2 separate regions of the Homo sapiens genome follow, and region 1 is linked to region 2. A link is a loop called in an ENCODE intact Hi-C map of the cell type or tissue named here. Cell type or tissue: B cell. All regions are shown on one strand. Links, peaks and the distances in the headings refer to the core of each region. The heading gives the core; the rest is flanking DNA.

Region 1 (2,912 bases), core at 159-2,658, 60 kb before region 2:
AGAATTGGAAGGGAGCTGAGAGCTTGTCTAGCCCAGCCTCATATTCACTATAGGAATGCCCTCCACAGAGCCCTTGGCAGTGGTCACCCAGCCTCCCCTTCCTGGTCCCTGTGATGGGAAGGAAGGTCATCTTCCTCTGAGAAAGTGCTTTCTGTTGATCTTATCGTTGGAAAGTTTTTCTGACATTGAGCCAGAACTGCCTCCCAGTAACTTTGCCCTTGGTTTTGGATGGGTCTCTAGGGCCTCACAGCTTGGGTATCTTCTTTCCCACGACAGCACGTTAAAGGCTAGAACTCAGCCTCCCTGTCTGCCTTCCGTTGTCTGTTCTTCCTCAGTTCCTTTGTTCTTTTCTTGGGGGCCTTCATTCATTGGTCCCTCATCACTGGGGTCACCTTTCCTTGCCATGTCCAACACATCCTAGTTGGTCAATGTCTGTCTTAACATACGATACCCCCAAATTCATCACAGCACTACAGTTGAATTGCTTTCTAAGATCTGAGCCCTGTGCCATTAATTCCTCATCTCTAAAACTCAGCTTAGCTATCCAGGCCATGTAAGCCAGAGAAGAGGGAAGGAATGAAGTCTTCTTGAACCCCTGCAATGCTAGCCAAGTTCTTTCTAAACACTCAGGGCTCAGAACTGCCCCAGGAAGTAGATACTCTCCTCTTTGTTTCACATATGGAGGAACCTGGTTTTCTGACATAGAACTGAAAATAAGGAAGTAAGCAAAACAAGTCTTTAAGGACGCTGAGCAGAGGCCAGAAAGTCACCCGGAGTCTATTATTTACTCTTCCTTTACATTCATTTCTGCCAAGATTTTATTTAGTATCAGGAGAACTGATTTTAAATCCTGGCTCAGCCACTTTCTAGCTGTGTGACCTCAGGAAAGTTAGTGTCTAAGGTGACTAACCAATCCCAAATTGCCCTGGTCTGTCCTGGTTTTAAAACCGCAAATCCCATGTCCTAGGAGATCACTCCATTCTGGGCAAATTAGCACATGTTGGTCACCCTATTCAGTCAATTTTCTCTTTGTGATATCAGGATAACAGTAACCCACCTCACGAGGTTGTTATAATTTTAACTGAGATAATATATTTGGAAGACCTGGCAATGTGCCTGGCACATAGCAGATACACAATTAATGTTCTGTTTAATTTGAAAGCCTAGTTAATTATGACAAATTAGAAAGAAGTCAAAGACTGAGAGGTGGCCATGAGCAGTTTAACTGGAAAACCATTTTTAAAAACACCTAGAAACATAAACGGAGACACATAGTAGAGGGTCGTACCGTGAGGGTCTCAATGTCCTCTGTACTGTGAATATCTCACTGGAGTTCAATGAGCCATGGTAATTGTCGTCCTTGAGTGGGACTCCGCAGGACAGAGGAATAACTAAATCTTCTGCATTATACTATGTGTGATAAGGCAGGGTAAGGTGGGATACATTGTGGAGTAAGTGCCACATGAAATTTAATGAAGTCTTTAGATCTTTAAGCGTAAGTATTCAACCCTCTAACAGGATGGCAACCAACCAGCATGGCAGAGGGAAGGAGGACTGAAGAGGGTCCCAGGAGAGCCTGAGTCTGCAGTCAGCTCACTGCCTAACTATAGACAGATTGTCCTCACAGTTCCGGTCCTGTCTCCTCATCTGTGAAATGGGGAAGAGAAAGTAGACAAGGTGTTGTCTAACAGAAAGGCAACAGAGTGGGGTGGTCAAGAGCACGGATCCACCACCCACTAGCTGTGTGAGCTAGGACAAGCAAGCAAATCCACCCTCTGCACCCTGCTCTCCTGGCCTGTAACCTCGTAGAGATGTTGTGAAGATTTTATGAACTGATGTACTTCCTGGTGCATGTTGAGTTCTCAGTAAGGATCAGTTCTTAAAGTTAGTATCCCTTCTGGGTATCGCACTCCATGACAAAGAGTATCATCTCTTTCTCTCCCCTCATCACCAAGGGTTAATGCAACATAAGCTTTCGCTTGAGTGTTTTGTAAGTTTCTTTTCCCTCCCCAGCCCGCCACATCACTCAGCTGGCTCACGTTGAACTTGAGGCAGACTAAAACCTCCTGATCTTTTTTTATGTGAATTGCAGTCCAGCCAGGTTGCTCTCATCCTGTTCTTGTGCAACTGATTTTTGGAAACTACATTCAAGACATTAGATTTATTGATGCTACATTTCATCTGGTTGCTTTTGACCCAGCATTCTTGACTGTCGAGATCATCTTGAACCTTAATTCTCTCATCCCCTCCAGCTTTGAGTCATCTGCAAATTTAATGCATATGCTTTCCATATCTTCAGATCACGGGCTTAAAAAAGCTATTTTACAGATAAAAATAAAGATAGAGATATAGGCCACTAGATAGATCAAGAGGGATCTTGTATGCCAGGCTGAGCAGTGGGGATTTTATCTTGTGGGAAGCAGGGGCTCTTGATCCTCAATCAGTTTTTAAGCCTTTTCTGAACATACCCACTACAGACGCTCGTATGTTGTCCCTGGATCTCAGAGTGTTTTCACTGATGACAACAAGAGTTCACCCCTCAGCCACCCTAACTGTGGCCTCTTCTAAACTACTGAACTCACCGCGAAGGTCTGAATCCCTTCCTGTCTGTACCACATGCAGCCCCAAGGCCCAGTCCTATTCTCCTCCCTCTTGTTGCTTCCCAAACTGAGGCCACCCCTACTTTGGGGCCTAGCCAAATACCTGTTATCAATCCAAGAAATCAATTCTCTCTCGTTGGTTCAGGAAGGCATGGACCATGATGACTTTATGTGCTTCCCACTCACGTTTCCATTTTTACAGGGGACTTCAGTGTCTGAACTGGAAGGCCAGAGCTGTGGTGGATCTGCTGGTAGCCACCTATAGCTGTCTGGATCTCTGCACTGCCCAGGGCACCACGGGCATGTTATATC
Region 2 (2,912 bases), core at 150-2,649:
AAAGCTCCACACTCATTCTCTACACGGTTTGGGAGAAGGAGAGGACTGTGCCTCTCCCTGTCCCTCCAGCCCCACTGTCCCTAGGCCCAGCCCCAACCCAGCAGCCCAACTGCCTTTACAGCAAAATAAGCTTCAGTGAGGTCACGTGGACTCAGGGCAGCCACACACACTCATACGTATCCACACTCAAACATACAAATACATATGGTCACACCATCACCCCTGGACACACTCATACAAGCACACACACCCTCAAATCCAAGTGCACACAGCCTCACAGACAACACACACACAAGTGCTTGGGGCAGTGTTTACAAAGCCCTGGAGGGGCTGGGAGGCTCCCGCCCTGTGCAGGTGGTTGGAGGTGTGGATCACCATTAGCACCAGTGACATTCAAGGACAGAGCCCAGAGACCCACTGCAGGGGTGCCTTCATTGGGTCCCCTTTCCCTTTCTCACCTTTCAGCTGGAAAGGCTCTGGCCAGGCCCGGGCTGCGAACACCAGGCTACATTTGGGGAGGGGTGTGGCCCCAGGACTGCGCTGTGGTGCACCCTGCCTCACCCTTGCCATCTCGTCACCCTCTCTCCCAGCCTCCTGCCCCACTGCTCCTTTGCACGCTCTGCCTGCCTGACATCTCTCTCTGTCTCCTCTCTCTCTTTCTCGTTCCCACTCTCTCCTCCCTCCCCTTGCTTGGGTCCTTCCTAATCTCCTTCCCTCACAGTGTCTGGTTCCCTCTCCTGTGCTAGAACCAAACCTTCCAACCCATGAAACTCCAACCCTAGGGCTGCCGCACCAGACTTCTGGAATGTTCTCCTTTGCTGATGTTGTGGCCTGGCTGTGAAAGCCCCTAGGACCTGAGAACAGGACTCTCTGGACTGCAGCAGCAGAATGAGTGTGGTCAGTGTCTAGGCCAGCAGAGGGGACAGCAGGCCTTGTGGAAGACAGAGGGTGAAGACCCTTCACGCAGTCCATTGTCTGAGTGTGCACATATGTGCCTGTGTGTGTCTGCACGCTCACGCACATATGCACATAAACTCTCTACCCTGGAGACTAGAGGGAGCTGTGTGGGTAACTCACTGGGAGATCTTGAGCAAGTCACCACCCACCTCCAGGTTGCAGTTTCCTTTCTCTGAAACAAAGATCATTGTCTGGTCCTGGTGTGCAGAGTCCTTGGGAAGGGCTGGGGAGATGCCCCCCAGAACAGCTTGGCTTTGGTTGGGCTGAAATAGATTTTACTGGAAAGCAAAGCACTGTGGCTAAAGCACAATGCATGGTCACACAGGTACCTTCCCTCCCTGGAATCCTATAATGCAATGAGTCCCTACTGGTTTTTTTTCCCCAGCCTTACCCCAGCCCTACCCAGTGCTTGACACAGGCCTGGGCATAAAGGAGTTGGTCATCCAGAGGAGGCCCGGAGGTAGCCTGTGGGTGGTCTGTCTGTCTGCCCTCTTGTGGTTGGTGCTGCTCAGGTCCCGGTAGACGGTGGGAGTTAGAAGCCCAAGGCCCTGCACCAGGATGCAGAAATGGGGAGGCAGCAGTTGGTACAGGAAGAACATGGCTTCACACACTCAGTCCCAAACCCACCTGCCTCACGGCCAGGCATTGAGATTGCACCCACCTCTCTCACACCCCATTCTCAAGCTGCACATCCTCATTTTGTGGCTACACCCGTGCACATGCGGGCACACACACACCTCCAGGTCAAGGCAGCCCTCCATGTTGATTTCAACTTGATTTCATCTGTATAAATGCCAGGCACAAAAAGCACAGCATGGAGCTGTCCTTCAGAAGCCCGTTTGAATTTCCCCAAAGATAATCCATTAGATAGGGAGTGGGGGAGGCACACAGGACAGAAGAAACAACAGAAATCCCATCTGTTTAAGGAAAAAAGGCATTTATTAAATGATTTTCAGTTGAGCCCTTGGTCAGTCTCTGCGAGGACTAGAGACCCAAACATAAAGGCCACACCACCAGGACCCAATCCTAAAGCCACCCTGTAGGACTGGCCATGGGGTCACCACGGTACTCTCAGCCAGCACACTTTCTACCATGGACGCTGGGCACCGGGTGCCAACCCTGAGTCCCGCCCACAGCTGCCCCTGGGAGAGGGGGCCCAGCAGCTGGCACTCCTGCTGGACGGGGGTCTCACAGCATCTGCTTCTTCAGACGCCTGACTGCAGGCTGAGGTCCCACGTGAGCATATCTGCTAGCAGAGCTGAGGTCACGTGACTGAGCTCTGGCTGCCGAGGAGCAGGAAAACCAGTAAGTGGCAGCTGCCTTAGAAGCGAGAAACTCACACGTGAGGAATTCCCAGGCAGAGGGAAGAACAAGTAGGCAGAAAGATGGACAAATGGCCCAGCACCCCAGACGGCCTGGGCCCTCTGCACAGCCTGACCTGCTCTAACCACTCACCTCTCCAGCCCCTCACTGAGGACCCAATCTGGTTGCCACCCTCGTCCCTTCCGCCTGGTTTCTAGAGCCTCCAACCTCATGAGCTGGCCCAGCCAGGCCCTCTGCCTTTGGGGCCCCAAGAGCACAGCAGGCTTCCAGGGCTGGTGAGGCGGGGGCGTCAGCAAACCACAGGCCATGCCTTTCCGGTGACATTTGGCTCAGGCTGGGGTTGAGGTCGGCTTCAGACTCAGTGAGAGAAACACACACCACCCCGCAAGCTTCCTCTAAGAAGGGCTCCGAGAGGAGAGGGCTGCATCTTGTGCAGGCAGGAGAGTCAGGGGTGGAGCAAGGGATGCCCGGCTTCTGACTACCATGCTGTCTACCTGTCATGGCAGCAGTGGCAGCTGACGACCACCAAGTACTCGCCACGTTTCTGGCGCTGTGCCAAGCATGCAACTCTTAACGTCCTGGCAGCACCTGAGTTAGGACCCACTGTCTCCATGTTACAGATGAGGAAACCG

What was found. Hi-C counts contacts between places; a loop is a spot of excess contacts. Peaks named below come from ENCODE experiments on the same cell type or tissue, not always from the same donor. Only the 100,000 strongest peaks of a DNase experiment are listed, where the experiment ranks them.
Region 1: it touches region 2 in a loop (4-fold over the local background); 5 of 110 quality-filtered maps call a loop at or near these places.

What each region holds. Positions count from the first base shown.
Region 1 is chr15:70,318,448-70,321,359 of GRCh38, reverse strand. No RefSeq gene overlaps it. Among named protein-coding and RNA genes, the nearest start is that of LINC02205, 190 kb to the left of the region's middle. In B cell, for the core only: no CTCF peak of the experiment used is centred there; DNase peaks (open chromatin) are centred at 729, 1,659 and 2,479; H3K4me3 peaks cover 2,091 bases; H3K27ac peaks cover 2,500 bases.
Region 2 is chr15:70,258,475-70,261,386 of GRCh38, reverse strand. No RefSeq gene overlaps it. Among named protein-coding and RNA genes, the nearest start is that of TLE3, 160 kb to the right of the region's middle. RefSeq lists enhancers at 984-1,203, 1,234-1,313, 2,372-2,461 and a silencer at 1,524-1,683. In B cell, for the core only: CTCF peaks have their summits at 1,058 and 1,268; DNase peaks (open chromatin) are centred at 1,054, 1,526, 2,226 and 2,606; H3K4me3 peaks cover 705 bases; H3K27ac peaks cover 504 bases.